Linked DNA regions of Homo sapiens: regions 1 and 3 are each linked to region 2. Evidence: chromatin loops called from intact Hi-C (ENCODE). Cell type or tissue: IMR-90. All regions are shown on one strand.

Region 1 (8,000 bases), 290 kb before region 2:
TCTTCTCTCTCTAACACAGATGGTCGAAATTATAGATAGATCAATTAGGTTATAGGTGTCTGCTTATCTGTAGTGATCCTATAGGTAAGAGATGAGAAAAGCAATACAGTAACAGAAATCAGTCAATTGTCAACTTAACTTTGAAACGTGAATCAAGTTGTTCTCTCTTACGTACGTACACAACCTCATTCCTCAACTATTAAGAAAATCTCAGGGTACAGGATTCCAATGTTCCTGAATGGGTCAGTTCTTCAGGGAAAACTTAGTTAAGGACTTACGAAGTATAAGATAGTTATCACTGTTTTATTCTCTGCCTAGAATGCAGTGTTTCCTATAAAATTCTAAATTGCAGTGAAGCATTCTGAAAGCACATACTGTGGCTTCCACAAGTGCTATAAAATGGCAGGTAGACATCTCAGGTAATCAAGGTCAATGAATTTGTTTGCCTGAAATTGCTTTCCACACTTTTTCCTAACTTCGTTGCTTGCTCAACTATATCTGACACCCAGAGACTGTAATGCACCTTACCTAATCCCGTGTCATGCCTGTGCTGAGGTTTACTCTGAGTAATGCAGAAATCTCACAGTCCTCACGGGACATTAGCAACTCCTCTAATTAAAGCTAGCAAGGCAAGAGAACATTGTTCCCTGTGGATCTTACCAGCGTGTCCTTGCTGGTGTAGTGGACCATCCATCCTTCTTTCATGACTGTGCTGCTTTTCCTCTTCGTGTGTTTGACAGACTGCACTACCCTCATGAGTGGGATATTGTTGCTTGTTGATGGACTTGAGAAGTCAAAATATTGTAGGGAAAAAATGTTTTCAGGTACATTTTATGTATTTTCATGCATAAAACCTTATGTCAGCTAATCCAAGTGAAACTTTACAAAATTCACATCTCATGTTTAGTAAAACGTATTGTCAGGCACCATGGTTCTGAAAGTGGGTTACTCTGAAGAGTGATAGGCACGTTGTTTGTACACCTTAAAAAATCCTGGCCGGGTGCAGTGACTCACATCTGTAATCCCAGCACTTTGGGAGGCCGAGGCGGGTGGATCACGAGGTCAGGAGTTCAAGACCAGCCTGGCCAAGATGGTGAAACCCCGTCTCTACTAAAAGTACAAAAAAAATCAGCTGGGCATGTTGGCGGGCACCTGTAATCCCAGCTACTTGGGAAGCTGAGGCAGAGAATTGCTTGAACTCGGGAGGCAGAGGTTGCAATGAGCCAAGATTGTACCACTGCACTCCAGCCTGGGTGACAGAGCAAGACTCCATCTGAAAAAAAAAAAAATTCCCAAGGCTGGGTAATAAGCACCTCATATTTTGGGTTGAACTGTATGGTGTTCAGTTTTCAGGTAAACCTGAGGTAGAGTACTTCTTAGTCTACTGAGGCCACACTATTCAGACTCACACATGAAAGCTTATTTGCTTATTTATTTCCTATTATAGGTACATTATCAATCATTTAGAGATTACATTATTCAACATGAATTTTTAGTTTCTCTGCATAATGTCATAAAAATTGGAATCTGCTAGTCTCTGTTTCTTCCTCTCTTCATCCCTCCCTCCTTGTCCCCCTTCCCACAACATGAATATATATGTAATTCCCACCACTGCCCCCCGGCACCATGCAAACTCTTTGGTACTAAAGAAGTGTATGTCTTCAAAAGACAGGTCACAAGACAATTATTTCCCACTATTTAAAAAATGTTCATTATGCCATTAAATGGAAAAAAACAATCATTTTATTGCTCTACTCTCATGAACAATTTGTTTGTCAATAAACATGGCATTCGTAAAATGGACACAAAAGTTTCAATAGGCTTTATAATATAAATCAGAGACTAGGAAACATTTTCTGTAAAGGGCCAGGTAATAAATATTTTAGTTTTTGCAAAAGACCTAACTTTACCAATATAGTGCAAAAGCAGCCACAGACAATATGAATGGACAGGCTATGTTCCAATAAAACTTTACTACAAATTGGGCAGCAGTCCAATTTGCTCTGGTGGCCACATTGTGCTGACTCCTGATATAAAAAGTGGGGATCATCCAGTAACCAAAAGCATAATTAAATAACAGATATAAAATTGCACATACTTCTGAAATAATATCAAGAACAGTGAAGTGTACACAGACTATGATATTTGTAACAGGGGCCAGCTAATAAAATAGATGATTTCTGCTGAGTTTGATCTTGATTTTTGTTGTTTCTACACAATGAGCTTCAAATTAATATTAACTTAGTAATAAACTTGTGGATGGCAAACATGAGCATCTCTCACATGCAAAAAAAAAAAAAAAATAGTTCAATGAATGAGGTGATGCTGGGAAAGAATGGCAACCACACTTCTCCCAGGGAACCCAGACCTCCTAACTTCAAAGGCTCTCATTTACAGCACGCAGTTCATTCATATAAAAGTAAACGTGCACTTCACATTTCTACTATAATCTATTAAAATATCAAAGAGGTTTAAAGAGAAAATACTGCCTGGGGTTCCCCTGTTGGCTGAGGCTGGGAGTGCTGCTCTCACCTGATGGTTCTGTTGGCGTCCTCGTGGTCTGGGTCTGGATCTTGCATCTCGCCACTGTCGTTCTGGCACTCTGCCATTGCCATCTCTGCATCTTGGACCATTGCTTCTTCCATATCATCCATGAGCCCACTGTTCCTTTCACTATCATTGTCATCACTCCCTTCTTCCATGACCACATCAGACTCTGCCCCAGGGCTAAGCAAATCTAGAAAATTATTTTCACCCATGAAGATAAGCCTGGAATCTTGGAGCCAGGGCTTAAGAGACAGTCAGGTGATCCTAAAACAAATCAATTGGAAGCCCCAAAGAGGTAGTTCTGTGATGAGTTTATTTTTTATTTTTTAACTTTTATTTTAAGTTTAGGAGTATATGTGCAGGTTTATTACATAGGTAAACTTGTGTCATGGGGGTTTGTTGTACAGATTATTTCATCACCCAGGTATTAAGCCTGGTACCCATTAGTTATTTTTCCTGATCCTCCCACCCTCCAACCTTGAAGGGACCCCGTATGTGTTATTCCCCACTATGTGACCATGTGTTCTCATCATTTACCTCCCACTTATAAGTGAGAACATGTGGTATTTGCTTTTCTGTTCCTGTGTTAGTTTGCTAAAGATAATGGCCTCCAGATCCTTCCATGATTTTCAATTTCCTTTTTTATTTCAGTTTATATGCATCTGAGTTTATGAGAGGTTGAACATGTAATTTTATAGGTAGATGCTCGTTTTCCGTTTTCCCAAGCCTGAAAACATGAAAAGTCATGAAAAACCTTGGAAGGAAGCCAAAGCTGGGATAGAAGTAAAATGCTAGAAGGCAAAGTGATACCAGGCCCAAGTGACTGGGAAGCTGCTCATATTTTAGAAGCACAGCCCTGGTGGGAAAAAAAAGTATGTAAGAGGATGACAGAAATTTTCACATGAAAAAAGATTCAAGCCACTGATTCTTACTATTGGAGTAACTTTGAAAATCACGAATTCCAATATATTAAATTGGTCACATAGCTGCAGCTTTTAAATAAGACATTTGATATTTGAAGTAATATTGAACCTGTCATTATACAGTTGATGGTAATGGCAAAAATTAAAATTACTTACTAATGCAAAGTACTCATTTTAAAATGAAAATACAGATTAATGAGAGACTCTAGCCTGCCAAGCTTGGAAAATTCACATTTTACCAGATTTTTCTGAATGTATAAGAAAATAGAATTTCAAAGTAATCAACAACATCAAAAACTGTTCTGTATCCCCTTAGTTATAGTTATCCAGTACACACTGACATTCCCTGAGCCTGAACAAAGTCAACACCACATGCCACAGAAAGTGGGACGATCGCCAAGCTTTCAATTTTGGCAGCTAATTCATGAATCTCCAAGCCAGAAACAAGTGTGACAATGTTTTCCTGGAGAGCTCTTCCTTCTTCTTCTTTTAGGTACAGTATATATTTCTTCTAGAGAAGAAAGTTCTAGAGCAAAGATAGTCATTCTTCAGCTTCTTAGCAACAAAAATATTCAACTGAAAGTATCTGTGATCTTTTACAGCCATTTTCCTTTCCAGAGGAATTGGAAAACTGGTATCAGGCTAAAGGTATAAAGACCACTATCTGCAGAAAAAGCTAACCTGGGATTCTAAGTCAAATATTTTGGTAGTGATCCATTAGAATGCTACCCAAGAAGAAAATGTAAGCTCTTTGCTTAAGATATGGCATTTTTCTTAGCAGTCCTTCGAAGTTAATTTATACAGTTAGAGTTTTCTTGAAGGAATATTGCCAAATACAGAAAATACATCTATTTTTTTTTGGCTGACAAAGTTCCTTTTATTATTAAAGATGATTGAAATGAGAAGGACAGAGGAAAAGAGACTGAGAGCTATAACTTGTAGGCAGCCCAACAACATCCACATTTCTGGGCAAACTAGGATAAGAATATAAGATAATAAAACTGGGAAATAAATTATGGCTACCCAAGTTTTCAATACTAGCTGCTCACCATGTAAAGATCATGAAAGGGTCTTTGACTGTTATCAAAACTCCATGGATGCTTTTCTATTGTAAAGTAGAACAAACACTGGCCATAATTTACTTTAGACTGTGTCTGAAATATCTGAACCAAAACCAAAACCAAAAACCCTGACTAAAATTACATCACCACACTCTCTAATATGGAAGAAGCACAGACATGACAGCTGATCTTTTACCTACCTCCATTAATGGTCACTTCGCCAAGGCAGTTGTTTGGTACTTTCGGTGCACAACGTTTATGGCAGTTGAATCTGCAATCTAATCCCAGTGATTTTCAAACAAAACAAAATGAGAATTTGTCATAAAGAAAAGTGGTAACCAGAAAATACTTATGTCAGATGAATGAGGGTGATCAAAGTTCGACAGGTGACAAAATCATCCTTACCTTTGCACTGCAAGCCCTGCCTGAAAAGCCCCTTCAGAAGCTTCTTGCAGTACTGGCACACTGTGGGCCGGGTGTAGGAGTGGATGACAAATGTGTGCGGCACTTTAACTTTAGACATCAAAATCTTGTCAAGGTGAATTGGTCGTCCAATGTATGATTGAGAATTTGACCTCTTCTCTCGACCAATAAACGACTCTGATGGTGATTTTTGCTACATTTTGGAAAACAATAAAGGAAGCAAGATGTAAGAGGCTATTTGATTTATATATTTATATATTTTAAGATACCGGTTTACTCTTGTATTTAGTACTTTGATGTTTAATAATATGAAATCATACTGTATTTCTGTTAATTAATATAATTTACTTGCCTTCCCCATTTCTATTTGAGTTACCTTGCTTGTATAATCTTAAAAAAAAAAGAGAATTGGAGATCAGAATGTTTAAACATGATTTCTAGGTCTTTCAAATAAGTTTTTGCTTTAAAAAAGTGGTTTTAATACAGAAATATAAAGTTGGAGTCAAATAAACAGTGCAAATATTATATCATTGACATTTTTTACAGGATTACATTCACATGGTTAGAAAATGCAAGCATTTATGAAAGACAGAAAATGAAAAGTAAATGCCTCCTGTTTGCCCTACATGGTACTTCATCGAAAAAATGCTGTAATCCCAGCACTTTGGGAGGCCAAGGCGGGTGGATCATTTGGTGTCAGGAGTTCAAGACCAGCCTGGCTAACATGGTGAAACCCGTCTCTACTAAAAATACAAAAATTAGCTGGGTGTGGTGGTGCTCGCCTGTAATCCCAGCTACTCGGTATGCTGAAGCAGGAGAATTGCTTGAACCTGGGAGACAGAGGTTGTGGTGAGCCAATATCGTGCCACTGCACTACAGCCTGGGTAACAAGAGTGAAACTCCATCTCAAAAAAAATAAATAAATAAATAATAAAAGAAAAAGAAAAAGAAAGAAAGAAAGAAAAAAATGCCTTACAGTTCCTTTGGATTACCTAAAGAAAAAAATAAATATGATTTTACATTTTTCCTCAGCCATACAATAAAAGATTTGTATTACTGGAAACAGAACGAATATACTATAAGAGGAATATAAAAGTGGATGTTTTGGATGTAATTTTATCTCTGTGTACTCTTGCCCATCATTTTAGAATTATTTAATCAGCCCAGTATATAGATTTTTAAAAATTAAATTAACTAAAATTAACCATGTTTTCTATGTTTTTGGATAATTTCACAGTACCTTTGATATCCTGGGATATATTTGAGAATCGTCAGAATAAATGTATTTTAGAATCATCAGAATAAGATAAACTGAATTACTTTTGAACCGTTGTTATAATTATGTATCTCATTTATATATCTTAGTTATTAAGTTCCTACTCTAGAGCAATAACTGTATTAGGTGCCTTAAAAGACAGGCCTTATTACCTACAGTTGAGGCATCTAAGCTCATAAAGTTTAAATACATACCCCTGGGTCAAATGCTAGTAAATAGTGCAGCCAAAATGTGAACCTACATTTGTTTGCCTCCAGAGCCCTTGTTTTATCACCATACTCAGTTAATTTCTAATTTTAAATGATTACTGATAAGACAGCAATAAATCACATTTACAAAAAATTTCTATCCTTTTCAATCCCTATCTGTACCAAAAGGTTAAATACTATTACCAAAAGTGAAAACTATTATTTCCAGATTCACTAGCTACAGTAAAAAGAAACTTAAAATGAAGTTCTACACAGGAATATTAGGCCTACAGTTACATTCACAATTACAATTCCATAAAGAAAAACTGTAAAGCATAATTATTCTGGAAAGGTTCAACTCTTGCAGATAAGTCTAGGGAGATTATAAAAATAGCCAAAGGTTTGCCAAACCAGAATCATGAATATATTGAATAAATACTTTCAATGGAATTAAAGAATAATTAAATCCACAGGGTAAACTCCCTGTTCCAGTGTCCTCTAGTAACTGTAGCCAATGGGCCTGTTTTAAGCATAGACTAAAATGAAAATATTTTTCCATAGTTGAAAACTTTTAACACTCAGAATAAAAGATAACCTGATGTCACACTTTGTTAGCAGATTTAACATGTTCTCAGATTTGGGAAATCCTATGAAAAGCTGGACAAATCACTGTTCAGTTACATTCCTTAATTTAAGATACCTAATTGTAGGCTGTGCTAACAGAGCCAGTTTGACATTTACTATACCATGGTGCAAATTCATTAGAAAAGCAAGAGGGAATCTAGTAAACTGAATATTTTCTTTTCATCCAACACAAACACTGCCATAAACTACAAGAACTATAATTATTTTTGAGAGGTTATTTCATTTATTACCTTCAAGGGCAAGATTATGTAAGAAATTTAAAAATATTCCAAGTTTAGGAAAAAGAAATTAGCTGTCACTCTGTAGCCCAGAGACTATACCACACACATTTTCAGGCAATAATGAGATTTACACAGCCAGCCACATGTGTCCTTGGCACAGAATATGTAATTTATAGTGTCAACTATGTAATTTATAGTGTCAGAAATTAAGATTTTAATAGCATTAATAAAGAGTGCCCTCATACCATTCATGCCATTTTAAATTTCAAAATCAGATAGCAATCCAACCAGACTTATCACTACCTTTTCTTACAGTCTGAAATATGTCATTATTTTCAATATGGCCCATATTTCTAAATGAAAAAGTAAAGCTTTACAATCTTGACACAGGGTGCATGCATAGTAACGTATTTTGTAGAAATTGATTTACTGCTGGAAGGAGACTGTTTGAGTTGTTTAATTGTACTAGATAATGAACACCTTGGGAAAGCGAGAGTGGAGAAGCTGACTGAAGTTCTGTTTTCAGTATTCAATTCTATGTTTCTGGGAGTGTATACACACACATTTGCATGTGCTTTCCCTAACATGAGGCAAATCTGAAGTGTGAAAACAAAAAAGTAAGACTGGGTCATTATCTGATGAGTCCCTAAGCGCTTATAGGGTTTTTATCCTTCCTTCAATCAAAAATGTAAAACAAGGACTTTGTTGATACATAA
Region 2 (8,000 bases):
CTGCAATCCCAGCACTTTGGAAGGCTGAGGTGGGAGGATTGCTTGAGGCCAGGAAATCAATAACAGCCTGGGCAACACAGTGAGACATTGTCTGTATAAAAAAATTATAAAAATTAGTCAGATGTGGTGGCACACACTTGTAGTCCCAAACACTTGGGACGCTGTGGCAGGAGGATCACATTAGCCAAGACTTTGAGGCTGCAGTGAGCTATGATTATGTACTGTACTTGTAGTCTGGGCCTTATCTCAAAAAATAAAATAATAAAAATAAAATTAGAGTACTAAAATTATATTACTTAAGAATCACTTAATAGGCCAGGCCCAGTGGCTCACACCCAGTGGGATTCCTTAAATCCCAGCACTTTGGGAGGCCGAGGTAGGAGGACCTCTTGATCCCAGGAGTTCCAGACCAGCCTGGGCAATATGGCAAAATACCATCTCTACAAAAAATTTAAAAATTAGCCAGGCATGGTCACCCATACCTGTAGACCCAGCTACTCAAGGGGCTGAGGTGAGAGGATCACTTAAGCCTGGAGGCCAAGACTGCAGTGAGCTGTAATTGTGCTACTGCACTCCAGCCTGGGCAAGAGAGTGAGATTCTGTCAAAAAAAAAAAAAAAAAAACACACAGTAAAATGACAAATTCTATACTTCATCATTAAATCAGAAATCAGTAGACATATAATATAGCCAATTATAAAATTGGAATAAAAATATATACACCTAAGCCCCAAAGACCATCATTAGTTTAAAAGGAGTTTGTTGGTCCAGGTGAGTTGGATTGATCAAGCACCTAATTACTTTCGGCTTTCTCAATCTATGTGGAATGTGTGGAGTATCTAAAATTAGTAATAAAGAGAAAAATGACATCACAACTATTAAGAAAACAATGTATAATACAATTAAAGTGAAACAATTACAAGCAAAGTAATGCTACTTTCAAACCAAGGCACTAACCTTACTTCTTTAGTGAGCTATCTACTTAAAATCTCACTGTTAAATTTCTTTAGCCAAAAGATGATTCTGAAAAGTGAAACTATATGCCAGGAGTCTTATAAATGCTATTACTCCATTTAAGTACATTTAAGAGTAAAATATCAGTTGCCTTTCTAATAAGGTAATAACCAAAATGAACAATCATATTAATGGCATCAAGCATCCCTAAAGAGTAACACAGCTCATTTGAGGAAAAAAAAAAAAAAAAAAAAAGTATGTGTGTGTGTTTGTGTGTGTGGTAGATAAGTAGATGATGTACTATGAAACCAAACTAGCTCTTCCTCTGGAATTTTTTTCCTTGCTTTAAAACAATTCCTCCTCAGTCTACATATTCAAGGTTTCTTTGACAGTAGAAAGTAACAGTGTTTCAAAGTGAAGTCAATGATTGTTATTATTTTTTACCCTCCTGAAAACAATAACCATGTACACTAACAGAATACATATCTTTATATACAACCAGGCTTCAACGTCACACACTTGCAAACTAAATAAACAAACATAATGTAAATAAAACCCTGGATCAATACTTTCTAAAAAGAAAGAATAACATATTATATAGCCATACATTGTTACATACAAAAAAGCAAGACTAGATTTTTCACCTAAACTAGAAGATGAAAGAAATAATTCTTTACTTATATAAGTCAGTATATACTTAGGGTACGTTATCTTAAAATAAGTATTTTTTGTTGAATTACCATCACAATGTTTCAAGTACAATCGTGTCTGCTACATAATTAGAGAACAACTATACTCTAAATTCTAAATAATAACAATAATAATTTACAGGTGAGTTTCTCAGGGAAACTTATGCAGCCTTGTACACCTCAGTTGCTCATCCCAAAGGAAATGTCCTGTGATGTTACTGAAACTGTCAGCTAATATTTCCAATGCTCGTATGATCTATGTTAGTACTTAGGGAGCTCCTGAACAAAGTGAATGAAAAACTTCTTAACACATTTAAAACAACAGATGTGGAAGACTCAGAAAGATCAGGAGAACCTTCTGCTGTAAGTTCCACACGACTTCAGCCCACATAGTAAATTGTAAATGATTTCAAACCCTCTGCTCTCTCCTGAAACATCCAATCCCCAAACTCCTGTCATCCTTCCTCATAGCTGACGTCCTCATAAGGTACTTCCAAAAAAAAACTGAAATAAAAGACAAAAGAACTCCCTCCCACTTCCTTAACTCCACACTGACACTCTGCCATTCCTACTGTCACAACACACAGAGATCCTGTATCCTGTGATGGACCTTCAGCTCTCTTAATTTTGTTTCTGCTGGGATAATAATATATTCTGAAAGAGATGACAAATGACAGAGAAATTGAAAAAGTCCTCTGTCCAGAAACACTATCCAGTATATATTTATTTACAGTATTCTGTATATAAATAACCCTCAAGTTCACATCTATAAATCTAACCCCAACTTTTTTATAACCTAAAAAAAAAGTGAGATCTTTACCTTAACTATTCCAAACAGTCAAACTTTTCAAACTTCTTTGAGAGAGAGAAGAAACTACTAGAATAAATACAAAAGGAAAGGATTCCCCTTATAAATCAGTCACCAATCAGGGCTGATGATTTTCCCTTTCCAGTATTTCTCCCAGTCTCTCCCCCAAGTCTTGACTCATGTTCCAACTAGCTCATGACTGAACTTCGGTGCTCTTTCTGCCATAACATTTTTGGCATTCTAAAACCTCCATACAGCAAATCCATCTTTCAGATGTCCTTGGTATGATGTCGCTATGAAAAGATTACTGAGGCTTCTAGCAATTTGAGTTTAATTCAAGGCCTTTTCATAACTGTACTTCCCTTAAATACCCAGGCCACCACCTGCAGGCCTGCTGCATTCCATAGGTGCTTGCTGTCCCTCTCCCTCTGCTCTCGTCTCACTCTCTCCATGTAACACGCCCCTTGGTAGCTTCTGAGACACCTGGAATTCACCCTCCATTTAAAATCCCACTACCAAACCTCTTGAACTAGGCATCAGTCTCCCCATTCTGAACTCCAGGAGGAAGTGGGGGGCGGGGTGGAGGGAGAATTCAAGCTGGTCAAAACAAAGTCTATCAATATTACTTTGACCCAATTTGAATATTCTCTGACACTACTTCACTTGCTTTAGAATTTAGAAAAGTTAAAATTGTACAGAATTACCTTTGCTTTTTGAGAAATTTTGTTTTACATTGTATACGTGCTTATGAAGCATTGCTGTTTCATTAACTGGTCTGCATCCAAATGGAGAGGATTGTATACAAGGCTTTCACAGTGCCTAGGAGTGCTCCTGCTGACCCACAATAGACATTCCACAATACTGATGTGGAAAAGGAGCATGATATGACTTACATCAGCATTAGACAAAACGTGTCATTTTCTTGGAAGTTGCAAACAGTTGACATTACCCGTAATATAAAAGTAAATTTCCATAAATAAATTCCTGGCACTCATTGTTACCTTAGTCTAGAACTTTCACAACTTTCTAGATCAGTGATTTTTTTCCACCTGGAGCTTTTAACATTCCTGTGCTCAGTGCTGCAATTCACAACCCTTAAGATTTAGCAAACTCTGTTACAAATAATTTAAAGAAAGCAATTCATGATTATTCAAGTGATAATTAGAAAGCAAAAGGAGTGCTAGCCAGTCCTCCAGGGCTGAAAAATTCAGCACCTTTAGAGACCTCTGTCTCCACTCCTGAAACGCTGGCTGTTTACACTAAGAAGACTGGCGCCATGGCCCCCTCTGCCTCACGTCTGTATCACCCCCTTCCATGCAACATCCATCTGGATGGCTCCAGAGGCAACCTGAAAATCCAAATTGCTACTGTAAACAGTGGTGGGTGGGCTGAGTCTCCTCTGGGGGTGGCCTGGCCCCGGATAATGACCCTTCTAACCTGCCTTCAGTGGCCGCTGTCCAGAGCCCCACAGCCTCAAACTTAAGGACACAGCCAGCCTCGGGGTGTTCCTGGACATCACCCCCACCACTTCAACGTCCTACTATCAGCATCCCGGGAATGAAAAATAGGAAGGTCGCAACTTTCAGGTTTTGTCGTTGGAAAATGTGTTTCCATGCTCATACAGAAGTGGAACTAAAAGATGACAAGGCCTTGGGTACCTGCACTCCTGGTCAGTTGTTTTGACAACTGGCCGAGTCAATCACACTCTCTTAAAAGCTTATCTGACAGGTGAGAAATTCCTTGTCTCCAGGTCATTCCGGGGGCACTCTGGTGCAGGAAGGAGGATTCCTGCACCAGGAATGCGCTGGTCCAGGGTCCGTAGGGGAGAGAGGGGAAGAAAACTGGGAAGTCTCAAGGACAAGGAGGGGCGCGGCGAGGAAAGGGCAAGATACCTGGAAATGTCATGAGAAGGATGGAAATGGGTGAGGAGGCGGCGGACTGGAGAGAAATCGGTGAATAGAGGAAGATGGGGCGAGAGGAGGATGAGCAACAGCGAGCGCAGCGCCTCGGGTTGCAGGCGTCCAGCCGCGGCGGGGCCAGCCGCTTCCAGAGCGCCGGCGAGGCTGGCGGCCAGCCGAGCCCCGGGAGCCGGAAAGTTGGCGCGGAGAGGGCCAGCCGGGCAGCGCCCCCTGCGCCGCGGGGAGGCGCCGGGCTGGCAGCGGTGCGGCGACTTACCTTCTGGTCGACAATGGAGCAAGCCATCTCGCGGACGTGCGCCAGGCTGTAGTCCCCGGACGAGTCCTGCAGCAGCAGCACCGGCTCACGGCTCAGGCCGATCTGCAGATGGAACGAGATGCCCCCGACCGGGGCCGCGACAGGAGCCAAGAACGGCGCGGGCCCGGGCCCGGACCCTGGGACCAGTGCGGCGGCCGCTGCGGCAGCTGCCGCCGCCACGGGCAGCAGCGGACTGGGCGGCCGCAGGACCGGAGGGGCGCTCATCGCTCGGCGGGGCGCAGGGCCGGGCAGCGGAGGGCGGGGGCTGGCGGCGCGGCAGCAGGAAAGTTTTGCAGCCGCTGAGCCAGGAGCTTCTTTCTCCGAGAGCCCAGACGGAAAATAAAAACTTTCCGGAAAAGTCCCTGGGCTGGGGGAGGGCAAGGGGATGAGGATCGGGAGGGGAGGGGACTAAGGGGAGGAGATGGGGAGGAGGGAAAATGGCCGAGGCGGGAGGACTCTGAGGCCCGGAACGCGGCAGCCGGCTCGGGGCCGCCGGCACTGGGGAGGCGCCGCCGCCGCCAAGAATCTGCCGCCTGGCGCGCTCGGAAGGACGGGGCGACGGGTCGGCGCGGCCCGAGCGCCGGGCGGGGGCCGGGGCGGGAAGGGGGCGTGAGGGGCGGGGAAGGGGAGCTGGGGGCGGGCACTGGGGAGCCACCACCCGGCGGGCGCGGGAGTCGCAGGAGCAGCGGCCGCAGTGGCCGCAGGGTGCCCGGTCGCCGCCCCCTCCGCCCGCAGTTCCCGGGGCCTGAGCCTCCGCGAGCCGGGATAGGACCGAGTGGCGGGGCTCGGAGCCGCCTCGGCAGGCGCGGCCCTTCCCTCCCTGCAGGGATTCCCGTCCTCTCGGGTCCCGCTGCCCCGCCCCGACTGCGGACGGAGTGGATGGGGTGCACCGCCTCAGACCCGCTTCCTGGGGTCGCGAACTTCCCGGGCCCCAAGGTCCCTGCCACCTCTTCCAAATGCTGGAGGACTACGCACTTCTACAAGTGAGGTGACTTTTGAGGAATTCAAGAATGCTGATCACAGCGGTTCCCCTTGGGTCTTACCTTCGGAGGGTCAAGGGAGGATGGGTCATCTGGAACCCACTTACATCCAGGCCCCTCTGGGAGCCCTGGGGTTTGTGGCCAAAGAGGGTAGGAAGCCACTCCACAGAAAGGGGTTTAAACTTGTCTCTACCCTTTTTGTCGCTCTGACGCGCCCTTACAGCCAAACCTACGTACTCCACCCCAGCTCCTAAGGCACCGGATATACACAGTGATCTAAGGAGAGGGTCGCTTTGGAAAGAAAAGGCATTGACTGCCCAAGGGCAGGAGGGAGGTCTGATGCGGTCTCCTTTCCTTTACCTTATTCTTTGCGCCTGAAGTTTCTACTTTGGAGCTTCAGAAACTATTTTCCTTCTCCTCTATCAATCTAAAGTCTGTTATATAGGAGCAGTGCCCCCAAGTCCACCTCAGCACCGCCACCGTCATCACAAGCACAGCCATCAGGATTGGGCACAACCTGCCCTAATTTGGATCGCCGTTTATTTTTACTGTTGTTTTGGCAGGGTGGGGATTGCTTTACATTCGCTGGAGATGAATTATAATTCTCCCCTCCAACCAGGGTGGGCTTCATGGGTGTGCGACTATGCAGTTGTATAGGCCACAGCTCATAAGACCCGTGTTTGGTTTAATATTCTGGGACAATAGTCTACTGTCGCTGTTTTGTTCTTCTTCATAATTTTTAATCAAGGAGTCTCACATTTGTATTTTGCAATGGGCCACGCAGATAATGTAGTCAGCTTTGCCTCTCTCTTCGCCACTTCCCTAGACTTTCCCCTTCCTCTGCGTAAGTACACACAAACATACCTAAACAAACATTTTGTATTTTGTATAGCTTATTTTGTTCTGTTTTATTTATTTATTTATTTATTTATTTATTTATTTATTTATTGTCTTAACTTCTGGTTGTGGCCCAAGATATTGCAAGGTAGCTTCCTTTAGAACCGTGTTCCCAGGGTCAGTAATGGAGCCCCAAACACTGCAAGGCTGCACAACTGCATTGAAGAGACTTGAATTTATTCTCTGAATGTGATGGTTTGATAAGGTCTACCTGTGTTTACATTTTCCCTGCATAGTTACTTATGAGGTGGTCCTCTTCATCCCTGATACAGGTAGGTAATTTTCCTAATGTTCTAGACTCAGCTAATCTAGGAAAATGGTGGAATTTTTCTTGATGAAATGCCTTTCTGAATTCTGAAGGAGGTTTTTTTCTTTTAAATGTCCGAAACTATACTTCATTTTCTTTGAAATCAGAATAAAGTTAATATTCCACAGTTTTCTATTATCAAAAAAAAGCTTGCTGGTCAGTTTACAAGAGACTTACAAAAAGCTAGTTTCACTTGAGATTCAAGAGCGCTGAAGACATTCATGTTTTATAGATATCACAACTGCATGTTGAGGACTTCTCTGTTCCAGGCACTGTACTGGCACCAGTTGCACAGCTGTGAAGACAGGTGGTCCTTGCCCTAAAAAGATCACAGTGAAAAGGGGAGGGGGGATGGAGTAAAACCACAAATGATATTATTTCTAATATTCATAATTGCAATGAATTTTTTAAACCCAATGGCGAAGACAGTGACTTGTGGGAGGAGGGATGAAGAAATGGGCACTGCTCTGGACTGGGAATGAGAGAAGACTTCACTGAGAAGTTTACATTTGAGCCAAAATCTGGATGATAGAAAGGGTAGACTTCAGAAGAACTAGGGGAATAACATTGTAGGCATAGGTAACAGAGAGTGCAAAGACTCTAACACAGAAATATATTTAACATTTTCAAGGCATAGGAAAAGAGGGGCAAGTGCGTGAGATGAGGTCAGAGAGCTAATAGAAACCAGGTTACCAGGAGTCTTGAAAGCCATGGTAAAGTGTTTTTATTTCAATTCTCAGTGCACTACCAACCCATTGGAAGGTTTTAAAGCAGGGAATAATAAGATTAATTAGCATGTTTTAAAAGATTACTCTGGATTTTGTGTGGAATATAAGAGAAAAGAGTAAAAGTGGAGACACTGGGTAGGAGACTATTGCTGTTTTTGAGTCTAGAAACACGGGTTAGACTCCTATGGTTGTAGAAGAGATGCTAAGAAATGGGAAACTGCAGGCTCTATGTTGGCGGAAGTTCTTGCTGAATGAGTCAGAGATTTACAAGGAGTGAGAGAACAAGGGTGTCACAAAAGACTCCCAAGTTTCTGAGCAATTGGACTGATGGTGGTGCCAATAATTGACACAGAAGATAGAGAGTGAGCAAGTTCAGGGAGAAATAAGATTTCTACTTTGACCATGTTGAGTTTGATATGCTGCT
Region 3 (8,000 bases), 100 kb before region 2:
TAGTTATTTACAAAATATTGGCATATTCAATCTGTTCCTCTTAGATGTAAACTTTTTTTAAAATGATGTTCTATTTCTAGGTGAAGTTTCATAAATACTATCAATTTACTCTAAGAAAATTAAGTAATAACTTTAATGTATATAGTAGATATACTAGATATAGTAATAACCCATTAGTACTTTAAGTCTAACTACCAGTTAGTTTAAGAAAAATAAGCAAAATCTACTGACCTATCAAATCCCAAAATAAGAAATTTCTTATTAAAAGGGGGTGGGGGTACACTGTATTCTTCAAAAAGTCAATGTCAGAAAATACAAAGAAAGGCTGTGTAAATGTCTGCATTAAAGGAAAATAGGGAGACAACAACAAAATGCAGTGTCTGACCCAAGGCTGTATCCTGTACTGGAAGGAAAAATATAATCTAAAGGAAGTTATTGGCTCAATTGATAAAACTGAAATATAAATGGTAGGTTAAGGTACTTTATCAATGACAAATTTATTGATATTGATCATTGCACTGTGGTTATATAAAACAATACCTGATCCTTAGGAAATACATACTGGTGTGGAGAGGTGCAAAGGGCCATGGTGCGTAATATCCTCAGACAGTTCAGGAATTAAAAAAAGTCTGAGACAGAAAGAGAGAGAGCACATAAATAATAAAGCAAATGGGGGCCGGGCGCGGTGGCTCATGCCTGTAATCCCAGCACTTTGGGAGGCCGAGGCAGGCGGATCACGAGGTCAGGAGATCGAGACCATCCTGGCTAACGCAGTGAAACCCCGTCCCTACTAAAAATACAAAAAATTACCCGGGCGTGGTGGCGGGCGCCTGTAGTCCCAGCTACTCGGGAGGCTGAGGAAGGAGAATGGCATGAACCCGGCAGGCAGAGCTTGCAGTGAGCCGAGATTGCGCCACTGCACTCCAGCCTGGGCGACAGAGTGAGACTCCGTCTCAAAAAATAAAATAAAATAAAATAACATAAAATAAAATAAAATAAAATAAAGCAAATGGGGTAAAATGTTTAGATGAATCTAGGTAAAAGCTAGAGGAATGTTCTTTGTGTTTTTATTGTTGGCAAATTTTCTGTAAATTTGAAATTATTTCCAGATGAAAAGTAAAAACAACAACAATGAAACACTATTGACCTGAACCAACAGTACGAATTCAACTCCATGAAGGACACAAAAGCAGAGTCCCTGAAGTTTGCCCTCAAGGTATTGATATTACTTTGTAGACTGTCACAGACATTCAAGTCTCAAAAGATGTTGGTCCACAGAGAGTGCCAGTTATTTCTAATATGAAAGTCTCTCCAAAAAGATTCAGCCACTATAAACTCAGCCTCCACAATGAGAAGGTGAGGCATATCCGCCCTAAACACAATGGATACAGAATCATAAGGACACCCCATATTACCCCTGGAAATAAGGTTCATTCATACCACCAATCTAGAGGCAATACTTTCTGGCTACTACCCGGGTGGTCTGACTCAGTGAATATTTATTTAATGCCTACTATGTGCAGGCACCAGGCTATGTGCTAGGAAAAGATTAATAAACTTTGGCACTAGCCTTAAAGGAACTCACAGGCTAAGCAGAAAAAAGCACATACATTCTGTAATTAAAATAGAATCTATGAAATGCTGTTGTAACAAAGGTGTGTACCAAGTGTTCTGAGAAGGCTTCAGTGAATAGATGAGACCAAACATTTTTAATTATTCAATAAATATTTACTCCGTGTCAGAGAAAAGAAACTTAAGGATGAGTACGTGCTCTCCTAGCTGACAGGAAAAGTGAGAAGGGAATTCCAGGTAAAATCAACTAATAACACAAGAGAATGGCAGGAAGTCAACCAAGTAAAGGTGTTTTCATTGAATAATAAGCAGATCAGTATGGTTGGGAACACAGCATCTCCTGGGAATATGGATAATGGGGAAGACAAACCAATTAGGGCCAGATGCTGAATGGCCTTGTATAACACGCTAAGGAACCACAAGACAATCCTGTGGAGGGAATAGTAGAATATTTTCAACAATAAAAAGGTAAAGAAAGGGAAGGGAGAAAAGGAATAGCAGTTAACATGTAATTGCCATAGTCTTCAAATGTTATCAGAGCTTGAATTGAGACAACATCAACAAGGAAAGAGGCACAGATGAGGTGGAATGAGTTGTACTCAGCAAACCCACTGATTGTGTAGGATGAGATGTAATGGGGGAATGAGGTTAAGATGATGCAGCTTTCTAGCTTAAACTCTGGAAGTCATTAACAGTGATGGAGAGAAATGGGAAAAGATGAAGTCAGCTTTGAACACACTGAGTTTGAAATTCGAGTGTAGTATGCTTAGAAATGTTCAAGAGACTTTATAATTACAGGAGATACATTGAACTTCAGAATAGAAGTTAGGGTAAATATAATGAATTTTTACATGTTCACAATAGATTTTAGGGTAACACTGAGGATAATTAAATACATGACTGTGTTCTTGTATTCTCTAAGGTAGATTGTGTAGATTGAGAAGACAGCTAAGATAGACATCTTAAGACTGTCAGAAAGATATCAATCTAAAGGAAGGAGAATGAACAGCAGCCAGAATTCCGTGGTAACTCAGAGTACACAGCTCTTGGTATGTGGGTTAGGTACTCAGTGACCATGGTTCCACTAACATTCAATTCACTAAGGTCTATTAGTGAGGCACTGGATGCTTTGCTAGATCCTGACTATGATATTAGCCTGTTTTCTGTTCTATCTGAATAACATACTGACTTTTAAGTTTGAATAGAGACAGAGTTCAAGTTAAGTTCTCATTCTATTCACTCTCTCCTTACACACTGAATCGCAAAATTAAACAAAGGACTTTATTTTAAAAGGAAGCATAATCAGGGACACACTGGAATTTTTATAGACATTCAGGGCTTATAAAGCAACATAAAGGAAAAAAGGTTCACAAACTAATTCTTGAACACATTCACCCTCTTTTAAAAATTACTGATGGGCAAAATATCATAATAAACCATTGTTAAAATAATACAAATGTTCTGATTGCAACATGGCAATTCTAGGCAATTCTGGGTTAAACAATAGCATCCTCCACATGAATGCCTGCAGATGCACAGCTGAGACCATGTGTGCCTGCACACACACACCCACACACAACCTCCTCAAGCAGACAGACTCCACAGTCAGAGCAACCTTTTAAACACTTTGCCTTTATCACCCACAGAGACCACCAGTCTAGTGCAATCATCTACCCTCTCATAGAGACCGTGATACCTGTAATCAGTAACTCAGCACAGCGACCAGGTTTTACAACTAACTCCATGAACCAATTTGTTTCATATTTATTTTTTCTTTTTAAATTTTATGATTAATGCACTGCCCAGATCTTCAATGTTTTTGGCCTCCCAGGTCACTATGGAAAGCAATCTGTTTTTCTTGTACAATCATTTGAATAAATAATGCTCAGTCATCTGACTGCAAGTCTTCATTACACATGAGCTATAGAAAATAGTCACTGACAGATCAAGTTTAGTAGCTTCAAAACAAATTACGCAGAACGATTTCTATAGAATCCTTCAAGTGGTTTCTTCAGAAGTGATCTGAATTTCATCTTACGGGCATTGCACAATTTTCCTTTTTCATTTAGTGAGCATTTCTCTTGGGTCAATATTCACTTTATGTCTTTCTAATTCAGCAAATAAAGGCTCAGATCCAAAATGGCTTTGCTGTTTGTCTAGCATGTTAACAGAGCAATAATTATTTTAGTGCTTCAATCTGGACAGTCAAAAAGATGACCTTATTTTGAACCTCCTGTAAGAGAGACAGCACTGTTTATAAATAAAATCTCATGCTGAGAAATCCTTAGCTTCCTAAGGAAGAAAGCAATCACTGTGTTTGCAGGCAGCTAATGTTCTGCCCTTTACTTTAGGTACATAGTATCTAGATTTTCATCAACACTTTTAAAAATGTAGATCTAAGTACAGAATCCTGGGTTTTGTTCATGCATATCTGGAAACTATTCTGTTTAGGGAATATCCCACAAGCAGCTAGGACGCAAAAGGGACATTCTTTACTGATTCTTTTTACAAAGAAAATACTCCCACAGTTCTTAGTTCAGTCCCACAACATTCTTAAAGGGATACCTAACTAAAGAAGAGCTAGATATTTCTGTGAAGAATCAAAATGTTTTAAAAAAAAATTCTCCAAAGAAATTTTAAGGTAAAGCCAAAAGTAAATTAACAAAAGATGGATTGAAAATTGGAAACAATGCAGCCAGGTTTAAAAGTCACATTTTGAATTAAACAGGCCCCAACTCTAACATTTACAGGCTAAGTGACCTTAGACACGTTGTTTGATTTTGCTTGGACTCCACCTGGAAATAACTGAATATACTATGTGTGAATCAACTAAGCCCAGCACTGAGTACCCATAGGCACTCACTTTCTCCTTGGCTTTCCATTTGATACTGTAAATAACAACATCATTAGAGAATTGTATAATTTTCATATTATGCGAATGTGTGGTTTGGTTTATATTTCAGTGATTACTTGCCAGTCTGTAAACAAAGAATATCACAAAATATTCCATTTTGATATATGTTAAATTACCATCACAAGTGAATTCACAAGCTGTTATTTTTAATATTTGTTATTCGCAGAGCCTATGTTTTCCGAGAATAATGCAAAAGAAAAACCCATTCAAATGCAAATGTTAAAGTATATATTTAATTAATAAATATAAACAAGCTCACAATTTTAAAATATCCTGGGTCCTGACCCCATTGAATTGATAGCTCTAAATGACAGAATCATTGAATGAATACTATATTGCCACTTCTTTTGTGCTACAAATACAAATACAAAACACTCTTTAATGGAGCACTGTCCTCATTATACAACCGACCACTGACATAAAAGGCAAGAAGGTTAAGCCCACTTTTGAAAAGCTCTTAAGTAACAGGTCAGAGGACAGAAACGTTAGGATGAGACCATTATAAGTTGTTGATAGAAGAGGAAAGATAAAGTTTTTAATATTTGATTCTCAATTGTAAAAATTCCAAAATATTACATTCACGTTAATAAACATTTTTCATTTGAATGATGAATAGCCACCTGCTGAAGTCGAAGAAACAGGAGCTCACTCCTAATTGAAAACAGCAAGATTGTGTGTATTTCCCATTGCGTATTTTGGCTCTCCAAATGTTCAATTTGAGAACTCTGGGGCTAAGCCTTAGAAACACCCCCTGTTCTCCAGAAGCTGACACATTCTTCGGACACACACTGCATGCATTCAGTATAATTAGAATACGCACAGTTGGAATGCAGTGCTTGAGGCCCTTGCATTTTTAAATCAGGTTGTGTGAATTTTAAGTGAGTTATCAGCTACGATGAGGGTCCAGCAATTCTGTATTTGAAAGGTTCTTAAAAGGAAATAATAGGACCCAAATGTTCTAATGTTCCTTTATCATTTCAGAGAAACAGCCTCTGTCACACTTGCTACCTTCTGCCAAAGTCTACAAGGATCAAACTTAGTGGTAGCCAACTAAGCTAAATAATGCTTGTCCAAGTTTCTAAAACAAGTATTCATCACTTTCCATTTATGAAAATTAGAGGTAAGAACTATACTTTATCATTTTGAACCACCACATGATTTAAAAAGTAAACTTAACTTTTAACTTTCCCATCCCCCTTGGAAACCCCAACCACCACTTTTTAAGTCACAGGAGCGGGAGCAGCATAGTGCCCTCTTTCCTTACCTGATAAATGAGATCTCTCAACTGGAAGTCAATTTAGAATCAACATCATTTTCTATTCAGGGCCCAGCACCAATATTCAGGAAAAAATTGTTAGGCTCTCCAATTATAAACAGTGTGTCAAATGATCTTTCAAAAATGGTACTTGAAAAACAAACAATTTGGCTGACATCAACAGAATATATTCATACGCAGGAAATTCACTCACTATACTGATGAAACTATTCTATCAGATACCCTGTTAAATACATTCTTTACTGCTTACCAGTCTAGGCCAGTGATTTGGAGATAGTTATGAAATCGGCCATATGAAATCTCTAGGTATATCCTTGAGGATATGTCTTACTTATATATATATATTTTTAATTAGAGAGCCTTATGATTGCAGACATTCCAGCATTTGTCAGTAATGATGACACCATATTCTTTCACTCAACTGGACACTAACTCAGTAGATACCTACTTGTCAGTAGACTGAAAAGCCAGATAATTATCACCTCAATAGAAGATCCTTTCAGATTAATGCTGTATTTCATGGAAGGATTGGAATATCCACGCTTCAAATTTTTATTGGGTATAAAAATTTTCCAAAGAGATGTAAGACTTTTAGTTCAAAATCTAGTGAACCGCCAGTTTTCCTTAATGTGGAATTCAAAGATATGTGGTCTTTCTTGAGTTTCAGAAGACAGATTTTCTCAGGTTACATGTGCCAGGAAATGTGATATGTACGAAACATGAATACTTACACAGTCAAAAGGGCAAAATAATGTATAAAAGACTGTTTATTTACAATATGATAGAGGTATGCTCAGAAAGGGGTATTATGTGGCAGATATAAGGTCTGCAAAGTAATTTTGAGCTGACACTTGACAGACTTTAAGACGTAGTCACTGGTCAGGTAAAGGGTCATATATTTAAATGTGTGTGTGTGTACATGTATGCATTTGTGTGTGTATGCTTGGAAGAAGTCACTACCATGAAGCAGGAGAAATTCACTCTAGTAAAAGTGGCACACATTTCAGTGGGGTCGAAGATGTAAAGTAGATACTTGCCACTTCATCAAAGATGATTTACAAGTTTATACCAAGGTATGAACCTAATCCACAAAGGGATCATTATTTAAAAAAATGTAAAGAGGATAGTGACATGGTTTCAACTGCATTTTAGTCCTCTTAGTTAGAATTGAATTTTAAGACCTGGACTGTTTATCAACTGTAACTTTCCAAATAGGCTCACCAATATTTTGTCAACATAGTGGTTTTTGAAAGATATTTTTTTCCTATCCAGTTATGTTAAACTAAATTATGAGAACAAATTATATTGTTCATTTCCTCCTCCTCCACTATACAGGCAGGCAAGCCCCTGCTTTCCATTGTTTTGAGGGTTCTATTTTTCCCCCACCAAAACAAAAATGAACACCTATACTTGGGTTTTGCTCTCTAAAACCAAGGCTTCTTGAGAGTACTATGCTAGGTCTTCATAGACAGGGGATTCACAGAGGAAAAGAAGTTATGCAAAAAAGATACTGGTACATGCATGTTTATAGTAGCACAATTCACAACTGCAAAAATGTGGAACCAACCTAAATGCCCATCAATCAATGAGTGGATAAAGAAACTGCGTGGTATGTGTGTGTGTGTCTCTCTCTATATATATATATGGATGTACATATATACACACACATATATATGATGGAATATATATATACATATATATGATGGAATATATATATACATATATATGATGGAATATATATATACATATATATGATGGAATATATATATACATATATATGATGGAATATATATATACATATATATGATGGAATATATATATACATATATATGATGGAATATATATATACATATATATGATGGAATATATATATACATATATATGATGGAATATATATATACATATATATGATGGAATATATATATACATATATGATGGAATATATATATACATATATATGATGGAATATATATACATATATATGATGGAATATATGTATACATATATATGATGGAATATATGTATACATATATATGATGGAATATATGTATACATATATATGATGGAATATATATATATACATATATATGATGAAAATATATATACATATATACATACATATACACACACATATATATGTGTGTGTGTATATATATGTGTGTGTGTGTATATATGTGTATATATATATACACACATATATATACATATATACACATATATATATACATATATATACAC

The links. Hi-C counts contacts between places; a loop is a spot of excess contacts. Peaks named below come from ENCODE experiments on the same cell type or tissue, not always from the same donor. Only the 100,000 strongest peaks of a DNase experiment are listed, where the experiment ranks them.
Region 1: it touches region 2 in a loop (2.5-fold over the local background); 3 of 110 quality-filtered maps call a loop at or near these places.
Region 3: a loop joins it to region 2, with 2.1 times the contacts of the local background. A loop is called at or near these places in 12 of 110 quality-filtered maps.

What each region holds. Positions count from the first base shown.
Region 1 is chr14:29,633,758-29,641,757 of GRCh38, forward strand. It overlaps PRKD1 (protein kinase D1), which reads right to left. Exons shown (of 18, transcript NM_002742.3): 5 at 4,937-5,147; 6 at 4,732-4,809; 7 at 2,533-2,737; 8 at 661-784. Among named protein-coding and RNA genes, the nearest start is that of PRKD1, 290 kb to the right of the region's middle. In IMR-90, no CTCF peak of the experiment used is centred here; a DNase peak (open chromatin) is centred at 3,864.
Region 2 is chr14:29,922,624-29,930,623 of GRCh38, forward strand. PRKD1 (protein kinase D1) reads right to left here and starts at 5,224. Exons shown (of 18, transcript NM_002742.3): 1 at 4,626-5,224. The coding sequence starts at 4,889. LOC105370429 (a long non-coding RNA gene) reads left to right here and starts at 5,504. Exons shown (of 3, transcript XR_943703.2): 1 at 5,504-6,488. In IMR-90, CTCF peaks have their summits at 4,595 and 5,384; DNase peaks (open chromatin) are centred at 2,668 and 5,068; H3K4me3 peaks cover 3,014 bases; H3K27ac peaks cover 1,899 bases.
Region 3 is chr14:29,818,735-29,826,734 of GRCh38, forward strand. All of the region lies in intron 1 of PRKD1 (protein kinase D1), which reads right to left. Among named protein-coding and RNA genes, the nearest start is that of PRKD1, 110 kb to the right of the region's middle. In IMR-90, no CTCF peak of the experiment used is centred here; no DNase peak of the experiment used is centred here.